3 separate regions of the Homo sapiens genome follow, and all the other regions are linked to region 1. The links are chromatin loops, found by intact Hi-C in ENCODE. Cell type or tissue: heart right ventricle. All regions are shown on one strand. Each heading gives the region's core, and the rest is flanking DNA. Links, peaks and the distances in the headings are about the cores only.

Evidence for each region. Peaks named below come from ENCODE experiments on the same cell type or tissue, not always from the same donor. Only the 100,000 strongest peaks of a DNase experiment are listed, where the experiment ranks them.
Region 2: it touches region 1 in a loop (2.9-fold over the local background); 8 of 110 quality-filtered maps call a loop at or near these places.
Region 3: it touches region 1 in a loop (4-fold over the local background); 8 of 110 quality-filtered maps call a loop at or near these places.

The regions. Positions count from the first base shown.
Region 1 is chr1:229,367,633-229,373,695 of GRCh38, forward strand. No RefSeq gene overlaps it. Among named protein-coding and RNA genes, the nearest start is that of CCSAP, 28 kb to the left of the region's middle. RefSeq lists a silencer at 2,036-2,236. In heart right ventricle, for the core only: a CTCF peak has its summit at 3,161; a DNase peak (open chromatin) is centred at 3,229; H3K27ac peaks cover 681 bases.
Region 2 is chr1:229,450,183-229,456,245 of GRCh38, forward strand. NUP133 (nucleoporin 133) reads right to left here. Exons shown (of 26, transcript NM_018230.3): 22 at 2,343-2,461; 23 at 343-423. Among named protein-coding and RNA genes, the nearest start is that of ACTA1, 19 kb to the left of the region's middle. In heart right ventricle, for the core only: a CTCF peak has its summit at 3,251 (motif pointing left); no DNase peak of the experiment used is centred there.
Region 3 is chr1:229,479,277-229,485,339 of GRCh38, forward strand. It overlaps NUP133 (nucleoporin 133), which reads right to left. Exons shown (of 26, transcript NM_018230.3): 12 at 4,778-4,869. Among named protein-coding and RNA genes, the nearest start is that of NUP133, 26 kb to the right of the region's middle. RefSeq lists an enhancer at 529-578. In heart right ventricle, for the core only: CTCF peaks have their summits at 2,883 (motif pointing left) and 3,089; no DNase peak of the experiment used is centred there; H3K27ac peaks cover 1,119 bases.

The DNA.
Region 1 (6,063 bases), core at 612-5,611:
CTCCCAAAATGCTGGGATTACAGGCGTGAGCCACTGTGCCCTGACAAATGAGGCTTTTGTAGGGGTTGAGATTCAGGAATTTAGAGGAATTTTAGAAATCTTCTCTTAGCCGGCCGGACATGGTGGCTCACGCCTGTAATCCCAGCACTTTGGGAGGCCAAGGTGGGCGGATCACCTGAGGTCGGGAGTTCGAGACCAGCCTGACCAACATGGAGAGACCCCGTCTCTACTAAAAACACAAAATTAGCCAGGCGTGGTGGCACATGCCTGTAATCCCAGCTACTAGGGAGGCTGAGGCAGGAGAATTGCTTGAACCTGGGAGGCGGAGGTTGCAGTAAGCCGAGATAATGCCATTGCGCTCCAGCCTGGACAACAAGAGCGAAACTCTGTCTAAAAAAAGAAATCTTCTCTTAGCCAAACTGAAAGTGACAGGTGATCATTGGTTTACCCCATATTAGTGTACTTGACACTTGACAAGTTGTCTTAGTCAGTTTGCGTTGTTATAAAGAAAGACCTGAGACTGGGTAATTTATAAAGAAAAGAGGTTTATTTTATTTGGCTCACAGTTCTGCTTGCTGTACAATAAGCATGGTGCCAGGATCTGCTTCTGGGGAGGGCTTCAGGCTGCTGCTATTCGTGGTGAGAGGTAAAGGGAAACAGTGGTCATAAGGTGAGAGAAGGGGAGCAAGAGATAGAGAAGGGAGGTGCCAGGCTCTTTTTAACAATTTGCTCTCAGGGAAACTCTCGTGGGAACTGGTAGAAGGAAAGTTCACTCATTACTGTGAGGAGAGATGCACCAACATGATCATGAATACCTCCCACCAGGCCCCACCTCCAACACTGGGATTAAATTTCAACCTGAGCCTTGGCAAGGCCACACAAACCATATTCAAACCATAGCACAAGTAGCCCTCTCTAGTTTCGGAAATAGAGAGTAAAGTTTTCTTGGTTTACTTAAGTGTCACCTCACCCACTGATGGGGTTTCATCTTGTGGAATTCAGAACAGCATTGCTCAATCTGCTTCCTTTGATAGCCTCAGAGCCTTTCAGCTGTTGGAGACAGCCATATCCTATCAGTAAGTCATTCAATCCTAACATGAGAAGGGTCCTAACAGACCATCAAGTCAAACCCTTTGCATTAGCGATGAGGAAATGGAACCTCAGAAACCAAATCCATGCCCCTGAGCCCTGGCCAAGCTCACTCCTCACCTCCCCAGCCTCATCTTTGCTTCTTTACAAATGGCTTCTCCTTGGTGGGAATATGGGCATTTTCTTCTATACCGCTTCTTTATTTTTTCCTGATTTTTATAATATGCATTTTGTTGGTTTTCTTAAAGTAAAAAACTAAAAACATACATATGTTTTAAACATTAAAAAGTTTCTGGCTTGGCGTGGTAGCTCATGCCTGTAATCTCAGCACTCCAAGAGGCCAAGGCAGGAGGATCACTTGAGCCCAGGAGTTTGAGACCAGCCTGGGCAACACGGCAAAACCTCATCTCTACCAAAAATATTTTAAAAGTTTACTAGGCATGGTGGTGCACCCCTGTAGTCCCAACTACTCAGGAGGCTGAGGTGTAAGGATCCCTTGAGCCCAGGAGGTCAAGGCTGCAGTGAGACGTGATGGCACCACTGCACTCCAGCCTGGGTGACAGAGTGAAAACCTGTCTCAAAAAAAAAAAAGTTTCTTTAATTTTGACTCCCCAGTTCTTTTTCACGTGAATTGCCACGATGTTTCCCCCATGGTTAAAAATCTGAATCCAAACTTGACATTTCTCTGGGCTGGCTTTTGACTTATTGGTCTGAGCCCATCATTCCAGGCCTGTCAAGCTTCTAAATTGAATTGGGTCATTGACATACTAGCTTTCCCTATAAGTTTTTTATTATTTACAGATTTGGCAGCAAGATTAATATTTCTGAACATTGACATTCAAGAATAGACTAACTACTTCATTCTCCAGGATAATACTGGTCCAGTTTTTTTTTCTTGTATTATATAATTATATATATATAATTATACTTGCCCCCATGCAAATTTAGTGAGAAATAAAAATACAGCAAATCTTCAAAAAGGAATGTGGAAATGACATATGGGGTAGACATATTTAAATCTTGAGAACTCTAGGATTCTAACCACATTGCAGTATTTTTGAAAGTCCCAAGGTGGTTTTCTCCTTTTAAATTTACATTGTGAATAGATGTTCTGTGGTTGGAAGGGAATGTAGTGATTAAAATTTAACCTACCCCAAACTAAAATCTCTTATGCAACCACATCAAGAGATCCTTAAATATGACCCATGTTCTTGCCTTCAAGGGTTTTCTCCTCTCTTATTTTATTTTTTATTTTTAAAATTGATATATCATAGATGTATATATTTTGGGGATACATGTAATATTTTGATACATGTGTACAATGTGTAATGAGCAAATCAGAGTAATTGGGACAGTGCAGGTTATTTACTGTAGTTGTTCTTTTACCTATCCAATTGTGCTACCACCCAGACCATAGTTCTTTATTTTATACATGGGATTTTATGTCAAATGCTGTATAAAATGTTAAAATATGCTTTCTATGGGATTATTCCGAGGTATGAACCAAGTACCACCCTCTAAACAAGGAACAGTGTGAGTTTGGCATGACCTGCTCTTCTGAACTAGCACAGATTCCTGGCAATCTCTGTATTTCTTCCTAATGTTCATAAATCATATGCTCAGCAATCAACCCCAGGAGTTTTCAGGAAGCTATGTCAAGCAACCCGACAGTTTCTTATGATCTACTCTATTTTCCTTTTCAAAAAAATAAAGAGATGCCTACACGATTCTAATCTTTTTGGTACTTCTACCATTCCCTGTGATGCATTAAAAATCATTAAAAAAAAAGTTTCAAATTATATCCAGGAGCACGGAGCACCATCGGAAAGCCCAGTTCTAGATCATCTGGGCTTGGAGTCTGCAGCTTGGTTAAAATATCTCACTCTGCCCTGCACTCTGCTGTTACCTCAGAGGACAGCTCAGGATGCTGGGGCTGTGGGAAACTCCGGTCTCCATCGTAACTCATGAAAACTTCTCTGGGGGTATGAATTGACACAGAATATTGAGTGCCAGTGAGTTCTCCACGCCCGGTGCAAGTTACAGCTGCAGACATTTTCAAACCAACCAGCTGGGGTCCTCAGGGACTGAACTTCCCCATGGGGCTCCCTCAAGGGCTCAGATGGCATTCCCTGGGCAGCAGGCCAGGGCAGATTAGAGGGTAAATGATACCATGTCCTCCCCCTAAACATCCAGTTCTGGGTGATGCACTTGCCGAGCCCAGCATCATCGTGTGCCGCATTTATAAATAGCTCCCCACTTCTCTGCAGTGGCTTAGGAGCCTTCCTGCACACACACAAAAAAGGGCACTCACTGGATAAGAAAGGAGAGAAATTTTACAGTTCTTTTTCGGCAGGCAGTTTGCATGAAATGAAAGTAGCAAACCAAGCCCTTTACAGAATCAAGGATTTTCAGATTAATTTCCTTTGGGATTCGGATTTGGGGTTTTATGACAACAACGGATTATTCAGCATGTGATGGAAAAATTCCTTAGAGGTTGGGGAACTAAGTTTGAGGGGGAGATGTAAAGAATTGAGATGCAAAATAGAATATTAATATATGACTTAGTTCCTAAAGACACTGATGACCTAATTTGTTTGAGAAGCTGGAAACCCTTTCTAAGCTTTCTTTCTTTTTTCTTTTTCTTTTCTTTTTTTGGATACGGAGTCTCATTCTGTCACCCAGGCTGGAGTGCAGTGGTGCGATCTGGGCTCACTGCAACCTCCACCTCCTGGGTTCAAGCGAGTCTCCTGCCTCAGCCTCCCAAGTAGCCGGAAGTACAGGTATGTGCCACCACACCTGGCTAATTTTTGTATTTTTTTTTTTTTTTAGTAAAGATGGGGTTTTGCCATGTTGGCCAGGCTGGTCTCGAACACCTGACCTCAAGTGATCCACCCACCTTGACCTCCCAAAGTGCTGGGATTACAGGCATGAGCCACTGTGTCTGGCCCCTTTCTAAGCTTTCTGATTTGCCATTACATTCAGCCCAGTCCTCTCACAACACCTCAGTGGAGAACTCAACAGCATCTTCTCACAACTACTGACGGAGGACTAGATCCAGCTTGTCCTGAGAAATAGGAATGGAATCTACTTGGAGAGTGCCCGGCAGAAGTGATTCAGAGAGCAAACATCCTTACCTGGTGGTATTCCACCTAAACCCGGGCAGACGGTGTCCATCCACAGCTTGTAGAACACCAAGGGCTGTGGTTTGAAACACAACACATGTCACCTGACAACCGAAATGAGGGACTGAGGCGTAGGTTTATTCAGCCACTTTAGGGAACATCTGGAAAAACACAAGCCACAGACACATCTGTGGCTGTTTTTCCAAAGAGGCTTTCAGGAAGTTTTGTATTTATACATTTACTTAAAGGAGGGTAGGGGCAGGCGTGTAGGAAGAGGGGCAGACAAGTGGGAATAGTTTTATAGTTAGGTTGGTGCAAAATTACACGTAATGGCAAAAACCACAATTAGTTTGCCCCAACTTAATATATTCTTGTGAGACTTTAGTTAGTGCCTAGTAAATCTACATTTTTACATAAGAGAAAAAAGAGAGTAAAGGAAGAGTCAATTGTGCATGGAAGGTGGAGGAAGGGAAGGTGGAGGAAGGACTCTTGACTTTGTTCTGCACCTGGGAAGTTAAGCATGTAATCCACATTCTCAGTATGGAAGGAACAGACTCATTTTAGGAGCTAGACTTGGCTTGTAGGCCTCAAGTTACAACTGGCATGTCCTCTTTTATGGGAGGCCAGGAAATAACTCCTTTATGAATGATCTGTAGAGGTGGAGCCCTTCTGGTCCTTCACAGATGCCTAAGGCCTTCCCTTTACCTTTCCATGGGGACTGATGCCTAATGTCAGTAACTGCTGTTCATTTGGAAGAGGATGTTGCAATGACTTGGCCTCAGGGCTTAATCTTCACTTTTGCCTAAGTTTGGGAGGTCCTGAGATCTTCTTTTTTCCTTTACACAACCAAATTGCAGAGCTAAGGCATCCAAGATGCTGACCCATCTACTTAGCACTCTGCATGATCAGGAGTGTGAGCTCAGGGCAATGCTGCTCTAAGGATTGATTTTCTCCTGCAGGACACCACCACACTGATGCCCTTATCAATACTTAACTGCTTACCACATCCCAGACGCATTGTATTCCTAGGCCACTGAGCAGTGTTCTCTGCCCAGGGAGCATGCACACCAGAGCTCAGGGCTTGAGGGCCAAGGCTCAGCAGCAAGAGGGTAGCGGAGCCAGGGTTCAGTTTGTGCTGCCCACCTGCAGGTCCACAAGAAGTGAGGGTGCAGCTGGGTCAGAGCAAGGTGGGGAGCCTGATAGAAGCCCCCAGGAAGGATGAGGCCACCCAGGGTTCTGTGATCCCTTGTCCCTCTCCCTGTCTGAGGAGTGCTGTGGGGTGGGGTTGGGGTAAGCCCAGGCTTACAGGAAGAGTAGTAAGTATACTGACACAGTCTGGGCTTCAGGTCCCCACAGAACAGTACAAAACCAAGGAGTCACCTCCCTCTTGGGAGGAAGAGTGTTGATTTCTAAAGAAGAGGCTGGAAATTCTCTCCTGCCTACAGTGGGACAACTGGATAATACACAGCAGAACCTCCTGCCAGAGAGACAGGGATCCACCACCTGGTGTCCACGGGGATCCCAGCTGCATGTGTGAGCCGGCTTGGTCTCTCAGGCTGACCCCGACCCCATCCACTTCCTCCCGCTCTGCCCCAGCTACACTTTAAATCATGATTATCACCTACCTATGTAAGGATCTTGGTTTCCAAACTCACCTCAGGAATCCATGAAAATACCTTCCCTGTGTCTGCCCCTCACCCTCAACTCCAACCCTAAGAGTTGGACTGTGAGCCGGGCGTGGTGGGCATGAGCTGGTAGTTTCAGCTACTCAGGAGGCTGAGCCTGGAGGATTGCCTGAGGTCAGGAGTTCGAGTCTTGCCTGGGCAACACAGCAAGACCCTGACTCTTTTTT
Region 2 (6,063 bases), core at 454-5,453, 82 kb after region 1:
ACTGCACCCAGCCAGAATAAACTGATAAAGTCGTATATTACCTTCAGAAACTAATGACTTAATAAATGAAAGACAAAAAAATATTTCAGGACTTTGAAAAGCAGTATTTATCTGTGCACAAAAAAAGATACCCAGGAATGTGTGAGAATTATCACAAAAGGGAGTCTCTTGACCTTGACAGCTTTTCTGAAGAGTTGTTTACATTCTAAGGATTAAAGGTAGTTGAACCACAGATACAGTCTTTTTTGCTTAATTCATTTTCATGATTGACTAAAAGAGGGATCTCCCTCTTTTTATATATGTATTCAGTTGCCTGAGATCATCTCAAGCAATTTTACTTACCTCATCAATATATTCCAACAAGTCCAAAGCTTTCTTGAAATCATATTCATTAGCTCTTCTATTTTCTTCACAGATATATAGCTATGACAAGTTAAAATAAGGTAGAAGATTATACAATCATGTAACTAATACTAGAGACATTTATGGAGAAAAGAAGTCATTATGTCTTGTAAGGAAGTTGTAGTTTGTTTTTTGTTTGTTTGTTTGTTTGTTTTTTTTGAGACAAAGTCTTGCTCTGTCACCCAGGCTGGATTGCAGTGGCACGATCTCAGCTCACTGAAACTTCTGCCTCCCAGGTTCAAGTGATTCTCCTGCCTCAGCCTCCTGAGTAGCTGGGATTACAGGAATCCATCACCACACCTGGCTAATTTTTGTATTTTTAGTAGAGAAGATTTCACCCTGTTGGCCAGGCTGGTCTCAAACTCCTGACTTCAAGTGATCCGCCTGCCTTGGCCATCCAAAGAGCTGGGATTTTAGGCGTGAGCCACTGCACCTGGCCAGTTGTATTTTTATAGTAAAAACAGTCTCATATTTGGAAACTGTATTGCATCCACCTTAAAATAAACTGTCTTTTTAAAAAATGCATATTTTAGGCACGGCACAGTGGCTCATGTCTATAATCCCAGCTCTTTGGGAGGCCGAGGCAGGCAGATTCCTTGAGAACAGGAGTTCGAGACCAGCCTGGGCAACATGGAGAAACCTCGTCTCTACAAAAAGTATAAAAATTAGCTGGGTACAGTGGTGCACACCTGTGGTCCCAGCTACTCCAGAGGCTGAGGTAGGAGGGTCACCTGAGCTTGGGAGGTCAAGGCTGCAGTGAGCTGTGACAGGGCCACTGCACTCCAGCCTGACAGCCCGAGCAATACCAAGATCTTGTCTCTAAAAAAAAATTGAGACCTACAATAAAGTGTACAGTTGATCTATATTCACTTAATAAAAAAACACATCAACATGTTACCAACACTTATCCCTGGTTAGATTACAGCTGACTGCATACTCATTTCTGTATTCTTCAAATTTCCTGTAATTTTTATGGTCAGAAAAATACTTGCCTTATTAAAAATATCAATTTGAATTTTTCCCATCTTCCTTTCCCAAAAACTATAATTTCATTTTTTAAAAATTGTATGTGTAATCCTTTAATAGCAACAATACTCAGACCATTTCAGAAAAAAAGCTATCTGCTTGTGTTCATTGTCTTACAGCACTCAAAAGATAATAGTTTTATTTTGTTGTTCTTGAACATCCTTTTTACTCCACCATCTCTGAAATTGGACTGTGGTATTAAAATTAATAATGCATTAGAGTAAAATCGGCACTACTTTTTTCTTAGTGATACTCAATAGTGAGTTACAATAGAGAGTAACTTCCATTTCCAAATTAAATATATATTCTATCAGGAGAGGCTGTTGTAAATTCAGTTATAACAGGAAATCTGTTACTAATAATGGCTAAAATGCTAATGTATTTTAATTGTTTGCCTTTTCATATAGATAGAACACATTTAAGGTGATCCTACATCACTCTGGCAAAGAGATGCTTCTTCTCTAGACTGCAGTCCGTATTCTGGCTCTGCCCTCGGGGATGTGTTGGGTTGCAGAGGAAAGGGGTAAGGACAGAACTGCTAGACCATGTAAACTGAGTTCCTTAATCCATTTTTTCTTATAGAAGAGCTTGAAAAGTAATTTTGTGGGGGAAATAAAGTTATCTCATGGTACTTATTTGTCCTATACTAGAAAAGCAAAATATAAGTAATTTCTCCTGGTCACCTAGATAAAGCACCTTTAGGTGGAGGTGTATGGGGAGGCAGATGCTGATTAATTTTTCTCTAATTAGCTTTCTGTTCCCAAACAGCTTCAAACAACGTTTTTCTAGGGGAGTTTTCTGGAAGGTAGGCAGTAGAACAATAACTCCTCTTAGGAACTATACTACATGGCCCAACAAACACCAAAAAGGTTTTGAGTTTAAGAAATAGCGTTAAGGATTTGAAAAGCACATACACCAATGAGTTGTGGTGCAGTCAATACTGGCATCGCACTGAGATTTAGCTGTTTCTCCGCCAGCAGCTGTTCAGGTAGGGTCTCCTGATGCAGTAGAAAGCGCTCCTGCTCAGCCATTTCTAGTATTCAAGATGAGAGGGAGGGAAAGAGAATATGATGAAATTTGACTTTTGCTCTCATTTTTGCTGTCATAAAACAAATCTGAATTTTAAAAGAAAAAAATAGCTCCAGAGGTAAACCTATCTTTATTCAATGATCTCAGAATGCTTTTAATTCTTATTCTTGATTGCCGGTTATGTTTACAACATATCCATGGTTTGATCAAAGTCCTAAGAATTATCACAGCAACGAGAAATAGGAGGGAAGAGAACAAGTAAGGAAATACGTTCAATGCTTGAAGAAGTTGGAGAGCAGATAGCTATTTCATGAGGTATAAGCTTCCTAAGTGTGGAGATCTCTCCATCATATTTTATAATTCAGTAAAATTTTTCCCACTAGAATTTATAGTATATAGTTGGCCCTTGAATAACAAGGGGGATGGGCCACTAAGCTCCCGTGCTGTCAAAAATCCCAGCATAACTTTTTAAAGAGATGGGGTCTTGCTATGCTGCCCAGGCTGGTCTCAAACTCTTGGGCTTGAGTGATCCTCCTGTTCTAGCCTCCCAAAGTGTTGGGAGGGTAACTTTCGACTCCCCAAAAGCTTAACTGCTGCTGCCAGCTTCACAAATTTCCATTTTTTAAAAAATAATGGTCATTAAGCTAGACTAATTTATATTGAAATGGGGATAGCCAAAACTGCAGACCTCAGTCTGTGGTGCATATCAAGCAATTCCACTTCTTGTAATGTCACGACTTTCCTAGGCTTCTTGGGAGCATGTCTAGCATCACCTAGTGGCACTTCATATGAGTCTCAAGGTGTTATTTAAGGTTTATGGTATTGCATTAAACACAGGAAAAAATACTCGAGAACTATGAGAAATCACTTCTTACTGCAATAGGAAATTTACTTTTTGCTGCAATAGGCAATTTACTGGGGTGTAGACAAACTTCTCAAACAGAGATGATCAGAATCATTTTAACTGGATCATCACTTTAATTGGGGTTTTAATTGAATACTGTTAACACTTCAGCAAGCGGACACTTGCCCACAATAGCAATAGGAGGTGGCTATGAAATTATTACAGTAAGTACAGTATGTATTAGTTAATTCTGTGATTTAATGCTGCCTATTTACATTGTTTACATTTGCCTCCACTGTGAATGGTGCTATGTGAGGTCTGTGTTTGTGTGTTGATAAATTTTAACTTTTTATAACAGACCTGTGTATGTTCTATGGTAGTAAATGATAAAATAGACTACATATGTTTTATGTATTCATAACCTGTCTTTTTCTTAATTTTTTTTTGGTATATCTAGGCTACACAGTTATACATGGTGTATATCTATGAGTGTTTTCATGTTGTTGAAAATCTCCGAAATATATTGATTGAAAATAATCTGCATGTAAGTGGACCCATGCAGTTCAAGCTCATGTTGTTCAAGGGTCAACTGAGTTTCATTCGCAAATGGAAATGATGTAAAAGCTACCATGAGTCTATCAAGAAAAACAAGACCTGGAAGAATATACAGCACATCTCCTAGGCAGCAAGGGTTATCTCCATTGGATGAGGTAACAGGGGCTTCTGTTTGCCATAAACTCTCCAGGTTGCAGCCCATGACCTGACTCCGCCCCAGGGAATGTGCTGAGTTGCAGGAAAGGGTGAAAACTGCTAGGCAGCCTCATAAACACAGCATTCACAGCAAAACAGTGACCAAAACACAGATACTTTCGCTCAAATACTGGCAGCATTCCCCGTGATCCTGGTTTTGGAAAAATTAAATGGAACACTTTTGTCCATTTCTGTACCTAGAAAATCAGACTGGGAGGAAACCCACAAAACAGTACCAGTGGCTATCTCCGGGGAGGTAGGACTACAGACAACTTATTTTTCCTATTGAATTTTTTCTATAATTTACACATTTTCCATGAGGAATTATTTAACTACCAGAAGAGTTATTTTTAAAAAGTCTATCCCCTCCGATTAGACACATTGTGCTAACAGTCTGTAGAATCACTGAGACCTGCAAATGTTCCCATCGCGTTAAGAAATAAAAGCTAAGAAGTGATCAAATGCAAAGCAGGGAGAAAGAAGAAACAGGAAAGCCTTGGTTAAAATGCTTTGATTAACATGATCTACCTCTGGTGGCCAGGCTAAAATATGGCTTCCCCTCTTAGACTATCAGCCAGTCCTATAGAATATAAACACACTTTTTTTAGAACAGGCGCTACTAGTGCAAAAAATAAAAAGATTGAAGGAAGATTATCCCAAACAGTAAAAAATAATTTTAATAAAAGGGGCTAATACCTATAATTTATTGAGTACTTAATATATGCAAGCCATTTTTCCCAAGACAGTGTCCTCAATCCTTACAACTACCCTTGTTATAGATGAACAAACTGAGGCGAAGGAGCATAAATTAACTATCCAAGGTCACAAAGCTAGTAAGTTCTGGAGAAAATATTGAAATCCCAATTCTTTCTACTATATCCACTCCCTCAAAAGGAAAAAAATGACAGCAGTATAATTTAAACCCAGATCTTAGGCTGGACTCTGTGGATAAGCCACATAACCAGATATCCATATCTGCATATACTTGATCCAAACCACATAGCTGAGATTCCCCGCTCCAATTTTTATTTTGAAAAATTCCAGGCTGGGTGTGGTGGCTCATGTCTATAATCCCAGCACTTTGGAGGCCGAGGTGGGCACACTGCTTGAGCCCAGAAGTTTTGAGACCAGCCTGGGTACACATGGTGAAACCCCATCTCTACAAAAAAATACAAAAATTAGCCGGGCATGGGAGCATGCACCTGTAGTCCCAGCTACTGGGGAGGCTGAAGCAAGAGCATCACCTGAGTCTAGGAGTCCGAGGCTGCAGTGAGCCATGATTGTGCCACTGTGCTCCAGCCTGGGCAACAGAGTGAGACCCTGTCTCAGAGAAAATAAATAAATAAAAATAAAAAACAGAAAAAGTCCAAATCTACAGAAAAAATTTTAAAATGCCAATGTGCACGTTATATCCTCCAGCTAGAGTCATCTGTTGCTAACACTCTGTCCCTTTTGCTTTCTCTATGTATATAGGTAATTTTTTTTCAGCATATGAAGGTTGCAGACATCATGACATTTCATTTCTAAATACTCAGCATGTATCTCCTAAAAACAAGGACATTCAACCACAATACGATTATCAGGCTTATATAATTTAACATCAATACAGTTATATCATCTAATACTAAGTATGTTCAAACTTTCTCCCACTTGTTTCCAAAACATTCACCATAACTGTTACGGTTATTTTGAGGGTGATTCAGGATCAAGAATCTCGCTCTGCATTTGCTTCTGTGTCATGGCTCTTAGGTTCCTTTCATCTAAAACAGCCTGTCTTTTGTCTTTCATGTTGGTAAAGTTTTTGAAGAGTCTAGGGCAACTGTATTATACAATGTCCCACCAGCAGGTTATGTCTGATTGTTCTCTTGTAATTAGAATAAGGGTGAACATTTTGGCAAGAACAGGACACACGTGATGGTAGTACATTGCTTCAGGAGTGGTACACAATGTGGTTTGTTTTGTGGTTGATGACAGGGTCTATTAGATTTGTCTACTGATACTCCAAAACCACG
Region 3 (6,063 bases), core at 690-5,689, 110 kb after region 1:
TGAAAACATGCTGTGAATTTTTGATCCGCATTTGGTTGAAAACAGCCTGCATATTATGTAGACCCACACAGTTCAAAGCCGTGTTGTTCAAAGGTCAATTGTATATTGTTACGGTTGTTTTATTACTATTGTTCTTAATCTCTTAGGATGCCCAATTTATAAATTAAACTTCATCATAGGTACTATAGGAAAAACGTATATATATGATTCAGTACTATATGCAATTTCAGGTATCCACTGGGGGTCTTAAGACATATCCCCCTGTGGGTAAGGGGGAACAACTGTATAAGAATGACTCCTCTGTTGTTGCTTTGAACTGAAGAGATGGTAGTGCTTGTCACTGGAGCAGGGGGTAAGGATGGAAGAATAAGCTTTGGAGAAGATAAGCTCGGTTTTGGATACGTTGAAACTCAAGTGCCTATGAAATATGTACTGCTGCTGGACACTCTCCATTTTCACATAATGGCCCGGGTCATGGTACATCTGTTTCTTCAGCAAATGAAGCCAAGGAGGAGAAAAGATCACCGAGGGAGTAGACAGAGAGGGAATGTGGTCGACAACTGAGAATGTAGACATCCTTTCAGGTGGTTTAGCCATCAACAGGAACAAACAGATAAGGTGGTAACTCAAAGGACGCAAAGTCAAAGACTGGTCTTTTTACAAATGGCAGACTAAATATGATTAATTGCTGATGAGAAGGAGCCAGCACGAGAAAGGTCAAAGGACAGAGGAAAGGGAGAACTGAAAGGATGTAGTCTTAAGTGAAGCAGGAGAGAGTGGCCTTCAAAACAAAGAGCAGTCTCTGATAGGAAGAAGAGTACACTTCCTACTTTATTGGGAGGGAAAGAGGAACAGGATTTGGGATCCAGATACATTCATAGCTAGTAAGCTAGGAGGTACAGGGAGCTCTTATCAAGGGCTTCTGTGATCTCTGTGAAGTAGGAAGTTAAGTCCTCTGCTAAGTCTGAGGGAAGTGGGAGGAGACTGGAAAAGGGCTGTCATGGTCCCTTGGTAGAACAGGAGACACAGCTGACTGGAGAAACGCAGAAAAACTCTTGAAAGCGTGAAAGGCCAGGGTGAAGCTGGTGACCCAGTCACGCTACAGGTTATGAAAATACAAAGGTGACTATGGCAAGATTTAATAAAAAATTACAGAAAAAGTTCCCCAAAACTCTCATGAACAAAAGATTTAGTGTTTTTTGGGCTAAATAAAATGAAAACCAAAATAACATAAAAATCAATTTCAAAGAAATGATGCTATAAAAACAGTAATATTACCTTAGCAAAAGATTAAACAGACAGTCACACTTAAAAGTGTTATCTACCAATTGTGACCCCAGGGGCCATCTGGCAATGTCTGACGATAACTTTGGGCATCACAAGTTGGGGGAAAGGGTGCTAATGGCATCTAGCAGGAAGTGGCTGGTGATGCTGTTAAACAGCTTACAATGCACCGCTGGAGTGCGGTGACGGGATCTCGGCTCACTACAACCTCCGCCACCTGGGTTCAAGCGATTCTCCTGCCTCAGTCTCCTGAGTAGCTGAGATTACAGGCATGTGCCACCACACCCAGCTATTTTTTTTTTTTTTTTTTTTTAAGAAGAGACAAGGTTTCACCATGTTGGTCAGGCTGGTCTCGAAGTCCTGATCTCAAATGATCTGCCTGCCTTGGCCTCCAAAGTACTGGGATTACAGGTGTGAACCATCACACCCGGCCTCAAATGACAATGTTAATGGGGTTGAGAAATCCAGCTTTAAAGGCACCACAATTCTGTTTGTAAGGAGTCTACATCTTTAAGAGAGCTAGCTGACACTCCCCCAGAAATCATCCCTTATTAAGTCCATAGTACTTCACCCATGTTGGGCAGGATGAGTTCAGCACAGCTGTGCTACAGGGCCCATGACACTGTTCCTGAGGGTACTGCTTGCTCAGGACTTAGATCAGGGGTCCCTTCTTGTGCCTAATAATTTTCCCCTGTAAAACATCTTAAGATGACTACACCAGGTTGAATAGTGTCTCCCACAAATTCATATCTACCCAGTGCCTCAAAATGCAACCTTATTTGGAAATAAGGTTTTTGCAGATACAATTTGTTAAATTATGATGAGTCTAAATCCAATGACTGATGTCCTTATAAGAAGGCCACGTGGGCTGGGCATGGTGGCTCACACCTGTAATCCCAGCACTCTGGGAGGCTGTGGTGGGTGGATCTTGAGTCCAGGAGTTTGAGCCCAGCCTGGCCAACATGGTGAAACCTCGTCTCTATTAAAAATTCAAAAAATTAGCCGGGCATGGCAGTGTGCACCTGCTGCTTGGGAGGCTGAGGCAGAAGAATTGCTTGAACCAGGGAGGCAGAGGTTGCAGTGAGCCGAGATCACACCACTGCACTCTGGCCTGGATGACAGAGTGAGACTCTGTCTCAAAAAAAAAAAAAAAGGCCATGTGAATGTGAGGACAGCTACGTGACAATGGAGGCAGAAACTGGAGTGACACATCTACAAACCAAGGATTGCTAGCAGCCACCCGGAGCTGAGAGAGGTGAAGACAGATCCTTTCTCAGAGCTTTCAGAGGGAGGGCCCTGCTCATGCCTCGCTCTCAGACTTCTGGCCTCCAGAACTGTGAGAGAAGACACTTGCGTTGTTTGAAGCTCCTGGCTTGTGGTGATTTGTTATGGCAGCCACAGGAAACAAATCTAATGACTGGTCACTTGCTGCATTATCATTTACATTTTGAGATGCCACAAATGTGACAGAATTTTAATTACAGGATAAACTTGTGAAAGATAAAAACACAGTACTTCAACTGAGATTTTTGAAGACTGAACCATGTAAAAGAACAAGATTAAAAGAATATAATTTTAAACAGAAACAAAAAACTTGCCTAATGGTGCCCCCTTCTGGTGACAAACTAAGCTCAGTAGATCACGAGGTACAGAATGTTAGAACTGTAAAAGCACTTTGGAATCTGTTGTCTCTGTGAGTGAGCCGCTATGCATCAGACACCAGTATGAGTGGGATTATGGAACCATGGGCTCAGAACTGGGGGAAATGAAGGTAGTACACTCAGTATATTCCTTCAAAACAAAGATCTGACGATAAACTAATGATCCTTTAGCCATGCTAACTCCCACCCCACTCAATACTTCGAAAAGGAAGAAACAGAAACACAATGGCAGAAATGTTCAGCATCTGTCCAAAGTTTCCCACAGCTAACAAGGGGCAGAGCAGGGGGGCTGGATCACCATTTTCCTGAGTATTTATTCAAATGTGAATTTGCCATACCTTTTAAGGAAAGTACCAGAATACATGAGCAGAATACATGTCTAAGATAAACTGAAATCTGCATTTGCCTTAAACCCAGAAGAGTATTAGAGCAGCAAGTGTGACCAAGTGAGGACAATCACTCCCCACCCCATACGCGCATCTGCTTAGGCACGCTCTCACTACAGCTGGACTTGCTCTGGCCAACAGGACACTAGCAAACGCCATCCAAGCAAAGACTTAAAGAGTGTGCACTGACACTTGTTCTCTTGCCACTCTAGAACCCTGTGATACATGAATAAGCCCAGGGCAGCCTGCTAGTTGAGGAGACATCACAGGAATAGAGAGCGAGCTGGCCAGCCTATGGCCCAGAAATGTGAGTACGGTAAAGAGCAGCCAGCCCAGCTGCAGACCAAAATGAGTGAGCCTACTCCGAAAAGTAAAACTGCCCCGAGTCCAGCCCCAACAGTCAAACTGCAGAATTGTCAGCTATGTTAAATGAGTCACTAAGGTTTGTGGTGATTTTGCGTAAAGCAAAACTCAACTAATAGGCCAGGTCTAATTCTTTTGCTTTTTTTGAGACAGGGACTTGATCTGTCACTCAGGCTAGAATGCAGTGGTGTGATTATGGCTCACAGTAGACTTGGCCTCCCGGGCTCATATGATCCTCCCAACTCAGCCTCTGAGTAGCTGGGACTAGAGGCGTGCATCACCATGCCCGGCTAATTATTTTTAAAATTTTTCTTTGTAGAGATGAGGTCTATGTTGTCCAGACTGGTCTCGAACTTCCGGGCTCAAGAGATCCTTCTGCCTCAGCCTCCCAAAGTGCTGGAATTACAGGTGTGAGCCACCACACCAGGCCATAATTCTTTAATATTACCAATAAAACTTTGCATGCGGCTGGAAGTGGTGGCTCACGCCTGTAATCCCAGCACTTTAGGAGTCAGCCTAAAATCAGGAGTTTGAGACTAGCCTGGCCAACATGGTGAAACTCCATCTCTACTAAAAATAAAAAAATTAGCTAGGTGTAGTGGTACACGCCTGCAGTCCCAGCTACTTGGGAGGCTGAGGCAGGAGAATCGCTTGAACCCGGGAGGCGGAGTTTGCAGTGAGCCAAGATCGCGCCACTGCACTCTAGCCTGGGCGACGGAGTGTCTCAAAAAAAAAAAAAAAAAAAAAAAAACTTTGTAAGCAACTTATTTGCACCTTAACGTTATACGTAAAAGACCCTTGCAAGATGTCTTCATGATCACCATTTTTAATGGTACATTGTTTTTCATGAAGTGGAGAGAGTATGTTAGAGCCCATGTTTTTTCCCTAACCTAGCTAGCTGGAACCCTCCCATGGCTACTAAGTTCAGAAGAACAGTTTATTAAAGTGCTAAAGCTCAAAAAAACATTCTCCTCTTGATAGCATCATTCCTCCAACTTGCTCCCACCAGTCAATAAGTAGCACATGTCAGTAAAACATATCCTCACACATAAAATAATCCATAATTTAAAAAACATGTTATACCTGCAGTATTGCAGAAAGGCAGCTTTCAGCAACTTGATTTTATCTTCCTGGGCTATAGTTTCATTCTTTGTAGTGGTCTCAAAAATCATACTCTGCAAAATAACAAAGTATAGTTTAGAGGTAAAGGCATCTGAATATTCTTAATTATTGGACTAAAAACTGCACCCATCCTATGATAGCAACTCCGCATATACACGAGCTGTTTGCCGTATTGTCTGTACCAGGGGTGTCCAATCTTTTGGCTTCCTTGGGCCACACTGGAAGAATCGTCTTGGCCCACACATAAAATACACTAACATTAATGATAGCTGATGAGTTAAAAAAAAAAAAATTTATGTTTCAAGCAAGTTTACGAATTTGTGTTGGGCTGCATTCAAAGCCATCCTGGGCCGCATGCAGCCCATGGGTTGTGGGTTGGACAAGCTTGGTCCATACCAATTATTCATATACTTATTGAAACACTATAAATAGCATCAAATGATCAACCAAAGTCATACAGAAAAGGTACAGGTAATTCAGGGATTATGTTGTAAGTAAAATAATTTGGACATTTCATCATAATTAACAGAATCTTTTTATAGGTTTGCTCTTACACGACTCATCACAGTGTATACTACCTAAGCATAATGGTTGATTACAAATTTAAACAACGGTTTAGAAAAATTTTAAAGAAATGGAATACTATAAAATTGCTTCAGAATGTATAACAGTATTATAATAACCATACAATTACAAAATAGATATTAATCCTTTTTTGTAATCGTATTAATTACAAAATACAAGGTATTTTGTACTTTGTATAATTTTGTATAATTACAAAATACAAAATGCAAGGTATTAATCCCTTTTGTGAAAAGAAAAAAAAGTTAAAAATTGTTTCTTTCCTTTAAAACTACACTTAATCACTTTAATTTGAATTACAGAGGTAGTCTATATATTTCATACACTATTCAAATGGAAATTACCCCAAACAGTATTAATTATTTTTAGTCTTCTGTAAAAGAATGATAAAAATCTTATGGATAGGATATTTCAGGTTTCAAGACAACAGAATAAAATTGGTAATTTTTACCTGGCTATTCCTCTCAAAAAATCATCCCAGAATAAAAAGAAACAGAAATACAAGCTCCTTGGAAATATCTGTGATACTAACTACAACAAAGGAAGATAGAAAGCAGAAGGAATGGGAAATGGCCCCGCTGACAGGAGATGAGGCCACCTATGCATGGTGCAGAGGACAGGTCCTGAGGATTTGAGGACAATAGAAAAGGGAAGTTCTGGGATGA